Regions from separate parts of the Homo sapiens genome. Here region 1 is linked to region 2. Evidence: chromatin contacts called from ENCODE Hi-C or POLR2A ChIA-PET data. All regions are on one chromosome and are shown on one strand. The core of a region is the stretch at or near the end of the contact, and the rest is flanking DNA. Distances in the headings are between cores, read along the strand shown. Region 1 overlaps SEPTIN9 (septin 9). Region 2 has its middle 21 kb from the start of MIR6516.

Evidence for each region. Hi-C counts contacts between places; a loop is a spot of excess contacts on that map. ChIA-PET counts read pairs that join two places held with the same protein, here RNA polymerase II (POLR2A). Pooled maps may share reads with other maps.
Region 1: a pooled map shows a loop between it and region 2 (3-fold over the local background). The contact joins two enhancer-like sites. A Hi-C loop is called at or near these places in 10 of 168 maps with a recorded cell type or tissue (CD8-positive, alpha-beta T cell, cardiac septum, dorsolateral prefrontal cortex and 6 more) and 10 of 50 pooled maps. POLR2A ChIA-PET finds 5 or more read pairs at or near these places in 1 of 52 experiments (H1).

Annotation. Positions count from the first base shown.
Region 1 is chr17:77,493,124-77,497,609 of GRCh38, forward strand. SEPTIN9 (septin 9) reads left to right here. Exons shown (of 12, transcript NM_001113491.2): 11 at 4,192-4,243. Among named protein-coding and RNA genes, the nearest start is that of MIR4316, 98 kb to the left of the region's middle. RefSeq lists enhancers at 3,304-3,853, 3,854-4,401. Within about 2 kb of position 1,953, at least 9 of the 41 ENCODE cell types and tissues checked have a DNase peak (open chromatin) inside an H3K27ac peak, as active enhancers do.
Region 2 is chr17:77,108,192-77,112,670 of GRCh38, forward strand. It overlaps a transcript of SEC14L1 not described here. Among named protein-coding and RNA genes, the nearest start is that of MIR6516, 21 kb to the left of the region's middle. Within about 2 kb of position 1,805, at least 9 of the 41 ENCODE cell types and tissues checked have a DNase peak (open chromatin) inside an H3K27ac peak, as active enhancers do.

The DNA of each region.
Region 1 (4,486 bases), core at 703-3,202, 390 kb after region 2:
CTTCTGCTGACCCAGAGCCTGTGGGCCACGCCTGAGCCAGGGACTCGTGGAACCTCATCCACTGCCTTGCCCCACCCAGAGGGAGGGGTCTCCTTGTCCCCATTCAACCCTTGGGAAAGTGAGAGGGCAAGTGGCCTGTGCAGATGCCTCCACCCCAGACCTCCCCCCGGGCAGGGAAAGATTCAGGGAGACAGGAGCTGGGATGGGGGCCGCCAAGTTCTGGATCCTGGTGCAGGCTCTTTCATAGGCACCTGTGTGGCCCTGGACAAATCGCCCAACCTCTCTGGGCCTAGAAAAGGGGTGGGCTGTAGCTCTGTGAGCCAGATGGACCCTCGGCCCCTTACCCTGCTGAAGTTCCTGGGACCCTCACACCTTAGTCTCTTGAGTGGCTGTTGTAACCAATTAGCACAAACGAGGGGACTTAAAACAACACAAACGTATTTTCACAGTTCCAGAGGCCAGAGGTCCGAAATCAGGGGCTGTTTCCTTCTGAGGCCCTGAGGACCAGCCTCATCCATGCCTTCCTCCTTCTGGTGGCGCCTGGCATTCCTAGTTGTATTGTAAAGGCATCACATGCTCTAATCTCTGCCCCATTGTCACAGGGCCTTCTTCCCTGTGTCTCTGTCCCGTCCCTCCTCTTCCTTTTTTTTTTTTTTTTTTTTTGTTTGAGACGGAGTCTCGTTCTGTCACCCAGGCTGGAGTGCAGTGTTGCAATCTCAGCTCACTGCAACCTCTGCCTCCTGGGTTCAAGTAATTCTCCTGCCTCAGCCTCCCGAGTATCTGGGATTACAGTCACGTACCACCCACCTGACTTAATTTTTGTATTTTTAGTAGAGACAGGATTTCGCCATGTTGGCCAGGCTGGTCTTAAACTCCTGACCTCAGGTGATCTGCCCACCTTGCTTGGCCTCCCAAAGTGCTGGGATTACAGGAATGAGCCACCGAGCCTGCCCTCTTTCCTTCTTGTCTTTGGACAAGGATGCCTGTCTTTGGACTTAGGGCCTACCCTAAGTGGATGATCCCATTTGGAGATCCTTAATGAATCTATAAAGAAAGACGTTTTCCAAGTAAGGTCACAATCATGGGTTCCAAGGCCTGGACCTTGACCATGTCTTTGAATGGATGGGAGCCCCTGGGGGGCCACAGTTCAACCCACTCCTGGCGGTGACACCCCGGGAGGGATGGGCCCGAACGTTTCCTTCCCCTTCCTCTCTCTGTCCCTTCATTTCTCATTAGAATGGAAGAGGGGAAGGTGCAGAGGGAAATGCAGCAGGAAAAGCCACTTTGTTCTGGGAGAGCACTTGGCTGAAAGGCCCAGTAGAGCAGGAAGCACAAGTCTCTTAATCTTCCAGGGCCTCAGTTTTCATCATCCACAAAGTGGGTGCAGTGTGCCAAGATTTTAGTGAGTTGAGAGACTGTCCCAAAGACCACAGAGCTTTTTGGGAAGCTGTTGCTCTAAAAAAATGGTCATAATGACAATTACCAGGAGGCATCAGACACTCCTGTGCCACTGGCTAGACATGGGTTATCTCGTTTCATGTCCGAAGCTCCCCGCACCCACCCTCCTTGCAGAGTTGAAGAGGTGCTGTGAGCAGAAAACCTGCCAAGGGACCCAGAACGGGAGGCGGCTCTAGAATCTACAGCTCCAGCCCTGCACCAGACTCCCTCGAGATGGGAGTTCATGCCTGGAGGAGGGTGTGGAGAGGCACACGGGCCTTTCCCCTGTCTGCACTCCTCCCCTACCACCACCCCTGCCGGGCCCACCCTGCGGGAGCTGCCCAGCTGGGTGCAGCCTGGGTGTTTTCCAGTATCCGCCTGTGGTGTCAGGCTGGCTTGCCTCCCCTTGGCCCCTCTGCCTGCAGTTCCTCTCTTCCTCTCTGCCCAAAGAGTTCTTGCTGTTTAGGAAACTTTTTATGAAAGGCAGGTTTGGGAGAGTTAGGGATGGATGGGCCTGGGACGGGCCGGCGGCTTTGCTATGGGCGTGCCTCTGCTGCACCCTGGTGGCCAACCTTGAGTACCGCAGGTGGCCGGTGACAGAAACTGTCAGGAAATGCACAAGAGAGAGGTCCCCGCACCTCTCTGACCTGTGCGTTGTTGAGCACCACTGGCTCCAGCTGAGGAAGAGTCTGGAACCTGTCAGGACAGTTGTGAGGTGGTGGGGCCCACTTTCCAGCAGTCTTATATGAGGACCCTGGAAATGTGCCTTCAGCACTGCTGGGTTTTTATATCAGGGGCCCCATGAGTTCATAGCTGACCTGACACCCGGACTAGTAAGGGCTGTGCCTTGTTCTTGCCTCCCACTTGGTGAACAGCATCTTGAGGTATCTTTCCCATCCTTAGAAACCACCCCAAGTATTGTCAATAGAAATGTGGGGTGTAATTGATCACGCCATGAACTCATTTAATCCTCATGTCCCTGAGAGGCGGGTGACGTTATTATCCACATTTTATGGATGAGGAAACTGAGGGAATGAGAGTAACTTGCCCGAGCCAGGGAGTGGCGATCACACACTCCAACTCCAGCCTGAGAGCCCCATTCTTCCTGCCGGCTCTCGCTGCCCGTCAGTGTTAGATGAGAGTGCTGCTGGTCAGTCTGCAGGAGGTTCTAGTGTGGACACCGCCCTACACAGGGCCGTGGCAGGAGGGCCTAGGCAAAGGCAACCGGCATAGCACTGAGAGCACTTGAGGGCTGGGCAAGGTGGAGGCCCCGGCCCTGCCTGCTGGCCTACCAAGTAAAAACTAGACATTTTTAACTTGGGGAAAAGCCATGTGGCTCTGCGATGGGGCAGCCTGGAGCCAGGTGTATGGGTTCTGCATCCCGCTCCAGCCTTATGCACTGTGGAGCTGAGACAGACACAGTTCTTGCGTTCTCTATGCCTCATTTTCTTTTCTTTTCTTTTTCTTTTTCTTTTTTTTTTTTTTTGAGACGAAGTTTCACTCTTTTGCCCAGGCTGGAGTGCCGTGGCGTGATCTTGGCTCACCACAACCTCCACCTCCTGGGTTCCAGTGATTCTCCTGCCTCAGCCTCCTGAGTAGCTGGGATTACAGGCGCCTGGTACCAGGCCTGGCTAATTTTTGTATTTTTAACAGAGACGAGATTTCATCATGTTGGCCAGGCTGGTCTCGAACTCCTGACCTCGTGATCCACCCACCTCAGCCTCCCAAAGTGCTGGGATTGCAGACGTGAGCCGTGGTGCCCAGCGTCTACGCCCCATTTTCGTAAGATAATGGGGATAACAAAGGAATCACAAGAGACACTTGCAGGTGTGTGAAGACGAAGTTCATCACATGGGAGGGCACCGGGTGTCTTTATTTGCCTTCCCTGCCCGGCTCCCCACCTCCAGTGATGCCGTTCACTGCCCTCCTTGTTAAAAGGCCTTCTGTTATATAACAGTTACACATGCCAGGCACCGCGTGTTCATATAGGAGTTACGAAGCACAGCAATAAAATGACCACTCTGAGATGGCCACCAGCTCGAGCCCGAGGGCACTTGTGGGTGCCCGTGGTCTCCTGCCCAGTCTCCCTGAGAAGTGGCCACTGTCCCGAGCTTGGGCTTGTATGTATTGTGTGAAGTGCACATGTCCCTGAGCAATGTTTAGCATTGCTGATTCTTGAGCTTGTGAATGGTCGTCCACAGTACGTAGCCCCTGTGTGTGTCCCTGTGTGTGTGTGCTCTGAGCGCACACAAGGTGGATGGGGCCGTGGGGGTAACACCCTGTGGGCCACAGGTTTTCTTTAAAATCCCAGCTCCGATTCCTGCTTCATCCCATTCCCAGCAGCCCAGCCCCCTGCCTGTCTTCAGGCCCCTGCTGGGACGTCCTGCTCTCCCTGGTCACCCCAGTGGTGCGGGGGCCCACTGCCCTGGCTTCTCCACTGTGGCTTCCTTCCATGCTCCTATTTGGCCTGGTCACTGTGCCATCTCCCATTAGCCAGGAACTTTCTGGAGAGCAGGAGCTGAGCTGTCCAGGAGCAGGAGCTGGTGCTGGTCACTCCAGTATCCCCCAGACTGAGGGCAGTGCCAGGTGTCCTATACTCAGCTGCAGAGCAGGTGGTTCCCCTGCCCTCCTGCCCATGGGGCTGCCCTCAGACTCTGCTTTTGGCACCAGCATTTCTGGGCAGGGGGAGAGAGGTGGGGTCCGGGCAGAGTTTCTCCACTGGGACATTAAAGCCCCTCCTGTCTCCTCTCCTAGTTGAAAACACCACACACTGTGAGTTTGCCTACCTGCGGGACCTTCTCATCAGGTGAGAGACAGGGTGCTTGGGTGGGGCTGACGGCTTCACCCCTAAGAGGGCCCTACAGCGGGTGGGGGCAGTGGGTGTGGGGCCGAAGCCCTGGGCAGAGTGGGTGCCCCCTGCCACCTGCCTGCCCTGCCCTCGGGAAGATCTTGGAAGCCCATCTTCTGAAAAAGAAAACCCACTGGGAAATGAAGCAGGCAGTGAAGATCCTTTTCAACCCCTGCGAAGTTGGCTGGATGGGAAGGCTGA
Region 2 (4,479 bases), core at 555-3,054:
GCTCAATAAAGCCCATGGTGATGACTCATCTCGGCACTATCTGAGCTCCACTTTCCCCATCCAGAGTCCCGAGTTTCTGCATTAAACGTGGTCGTCATAACCCAGTTCTGTCCGGCAGGAAGCCCTTGCTACAGACCTGGGTCCAGTGTGTCTCCTCTGGACAGTTGGGAGGTGGCAGCCCTATGGTTCGTGTGGGTTCTTCCCACAGGTAACTGAAACAGAGGGCCAGAGGGATGGGACCCCAGCATAGAATATGAATGTATAGGCCAGGTGTGGTGGCTCACGCCTGTAATCCCAGCACTTTGGGAGCAGAGGCGGGCAGATGGCTTGAGGTCAGGAGTTTGAGACCAGCTTGGGCAACATGGCGAAACCCTGTCTCTACTAAAAATACAAAAATATTAGCCAGTCATGGTGGTGCATGCCTGTAGTCTGGGCTACTCAGGAGGCTGAGGCAGGAGGATCGCTTGAACCTGGGAGGCGGAAGTTGCAGTGAGCCAAGATCATGCCACTGCATTCCAGTGTGGCCGACAGAGCCAGGCTCTGTCTCAAAAAAAAAGAAACAGCTGACATGTATATATACATTCATCTCTGTCTCCAAAAAAAAAAAAAAAAAAGAATGTATATGTCATCTGTTTCTTTTTTTTTTTTTGAGACAGAGTTTGGTTCTGTCACCCAGGCTGAACTGCAGTGGCTTGATCTCAGCTCACTGCAACCTCTGCCTCCCGGTTTCAAGCGAGTCTTCTGGCTCAGCCTCCCAAGTAGCTGGGATTACAGGTGCCAGCCACCACACCAGCTAATTTTTGTATTTTTAGTAGAGATGGGGTTTCACCATGTTGGTCAGGCTGGACTCAAACTTCTGACCTCAGGTGATCATCCTGCCTTGGCCTCCCAAAGTGCTGGGATTACAGGCGTGAGCCACCGCACCCAGCCTGGGGTTTGGCTTTATAGACTAAGGGCTGAAGAAAGCAGAAACAGAACAAAAAGCATATTGGTCATTTCAAAGTTAAATTCTTTGTAAGGCAGGAAGAGATACAGGACAATACAAAGACAACAAGAAAAAGATAACCAGTCACAGTTACATCTCTTTTTTCTTATAGAGATGATATCTTGCTATGTTGCCCAGGCTGGTCTCAAACTCCCAGCCTCACGTGATCCTCCTGCCTGGGCCTCCCAAAGTGCTGGGATCATAGGCGTGGGTCACAGAGCCCACCAAGTTACTGTTTGTTGTAAGGGTTAAAACAGAGGGAACTTCATTAGCATGCTGACTTGAGACTGAAACTGGCCTCCTTGGGAAATTAGGCTGCTATTTCTCTCGCCTGATTTCTTGGGAAGTCAGATAACAACTCAGTGTTGGTTTGCTGAGCACGGGTGACTCCATTTTGATTTTTGTCTGGTCTTTTGGGGCCTAGTGCAGGAGTTTAGTCCAAAACAAGGGCCTCCTATGATTTTTGTTTAACACTCTGAAAGAGAACGAACTGAAACTAACTGTTCAAAGGTATATTTTCTCTTTGCTTTCTGTAGCTTTTATTGTTTAATGCTCAGCCTTGGAAGGATATGCCGTTCCATATGTTCTAAAAGGAACAAAACAGTCTACCAGTACTTAGCATCTACTCATTTCCAGCCACTAGAGTCCCCAGCCTCACCACAGTTTAGCAGACTGTTAGCTGTTACATTAACTAAATGCGTAAAATGCTGATATCCTAATATGCCTCTTTTTTTGAAAATAGCATCATAATTCATCATAATTTGTAGGCTCGCAAACATTTTCTTGGAATCCACTGGACTCCCCCATGCTTTTTAATTCCGTACTTTCTGTGCAAGCAACACAATAGTTGGAACTGACTTCAGGCCAACTGCTTCCTTTTAACTTTTGTCATGTTACCCAGAATAGAGGCATGGAGTTGTTTACCCGGTTTTCATTGAGGAACATTCTTTGTCTTCCAAGGAATACATAAGAAGCCTTCCTGTCTCAGAACACCAAGCTCTGAAAGGTGACTTTTCTGCTCGAGTAATTACACTGGTTGACTGAGCTCCGGAAAGGAAACGCATTCTTGGTTGCAGAGAGAGGAAGTGGCTTGCATTGTTGGACAAAAAGAAAAATGATTGTTTCCTAGGGTCACTGTCCTCAGCCTCCCTTTAGAGAGCCTGGATCTTGCAGCCATCAGTTATGGAAGTGGCTCTGGGAATAACTTTGCCCTGGGTGATGATTGTTGATGAAAAGAGTCGAAGTGTATAAAATATTTGAAGAGATTTATTCTGAGCCAAATATGAGTGACCATGGCCAGAGACACAGCCCTCAGGAGGTCCTGAGAACATTTGCCCATGGTGGTCAGGACGCAGCTTGGTTTAAACATTTTAGAGAGGTATGAGACATCAATCAAATACATTTAAGAAATACATTGGGGCTGGCTGGGCGCGGTGGCTCATGCCTATAATCCCAGCACTTTGGGAGGCTGAGGTGGGTGGATCATGAGGTCAGGAGATTGAGACCATCCTGGCTAACAGGGTGAAACCCCATCTCTACTAAAAAAAAATACAAAAAATTAACTGGGCGTGTTGGCAGGCACCTGTAGTCCCAGCTACTCGGGAGGCTGAGGCAGGAGAATGGTGTGAACCCGGGAGTTTGCAGTGAGCCAAGATTGTGCCACTGCACTCCAGCTTGGGCGACAGAGTGAGACTCTGTCTCAAAAAAAAAAAAAAAAAAAAAAGAAATACATTGGGGCTGGGCACAGTGGCTCACTCCTGTAATCCCAGCACTTTGGGAGGCCGAGGCAGGAGGATCACTTGAGGTCAAGAATTTGAGACCAGCCTTGCCAACATGGTGAAACCTCATCTCTGCAAAAATACAAAAATTAGCCGGGTATGGTGGCAGGCACCCGTAATCCCAGCTACTCGGGAAGCTGAGGCAGAAGGATCGCTTGAACCCAGGAGGCAGAGGTTGGAGTGAGCCGAGGTTGTGCCATTGCACTGGGTGACAGAGCGAGACTCTGTCTCAAAAAGAAAAAAAAAAAAAAAAAATACATGTGTGTGGTCCAGAAAGGCGGGACAACTCAAAGCCGGGGGTGGGATTCCGGGCTATACGTGAATTTAAAGATTTTTTGGTTGACAATTTTTTGGCTGAGTTTGTCTAAAGACGTGGGATTGATAGAAAGGGAATGTTGAGGTTAAGATAAAAGATTGTGGAGACCAAAGTTCTTTTGAAGTGTTTTTTTTTTTTTTGAGACAGAGTCTCGCTTTGTCGCCCAGGTTGGAGTGCAGTGGGGCAAAAGCCACAGACACTCAAGGCCAGCCAGTGCAAGCAGCCGGCAGCCGGGAGGGGGGCTGAACCCCAAAAAGCCACAGGGATGGAGCTGCCCAAGGCCATGGGAGCCCACCTCTTGCATCAGTGTGACCTGGATGTGAGACATGGAGTCAAAGGGGATCATTTGGAACTTTAAGGTTTAATGACTGCCCTATTAGATTTTGGACTTGCATGGGGCCTGTAGCCCCTTTGTTTTACCCAATTTCTTCCGTGTAGAGTGGGTATATTTACCCAATGCCTGAACCCCCATTGTATGTAGGAAGTAATTAAGTTGCTTTCAATTTTACAGGCTCATAGGAGGAAGGGACTTGCCTTGTCTCAGATGAGACTTTGGACTTGGACTTTTGGGTTAATGCTGGAATAAGCTAAGACTTTGGGAGACAGTTAGAAAGGCATGATTGTGTTTTGAAATGTGAGGACATGAGATTTGGGAGGGGCCAGGGGCAGAATGATACAGTTTGTCCGTGTCCCCCACCCAAATCTCATCTTGAATTATAGTTTCCATAATTCCCAAGTGTCCTGGGAGGAACCCGGTGGGAGGTAACTGAATCATGGGAGCAGTTACTGCCAGGCTGTTCTCGTGTTAGTGAGTGAGTTCTCAGGAGATCTGATGGTTTTATAAGGGCCCTTTCCCCGCTTTGCTCAGCACTTCTCCTTCCTACTGCCCTGTGAAGAAAGTGCCTTTCTTCCCCTTTGCCTTCCACCATGATTGTAAGTTTCCTGAGACTTTCCTAGCCATGCAGGACTGTGAGTCCATTAAACCTCTTTACTTATAAATTAGCCAGTCTCGGGTCTCTCTTCATAGCAGTGTGAGAACAGACTAATGCAGGGGGGCTATTATGTTGCCAATCACAGGTATATAATAAAAAGTTAAGAATTATAATTTCTAAGTGGTAGGATTTCCCTTAATCCTTTTCTCTTATCTATATTTTCAGAAGTTTTCCCAGGAATACACATACTGCTTTTGAAATGAGAAGAATGAAATCTCATTTATAGTCTATATTGACGTCTTTGCAATGTTCATTAATCCACCTCTCAGGACAGCCCTGAGAAGTGCATACTGTTCCTGAACAGTTAACAGTTACAAAGATGAATTGAAAAGTATTTAGGCGGCCAGGCGTGGTGGCTCACACCTGTAATCCCAGCACTTTGGGAGGCCGAGGTGGGTGGATCACGAG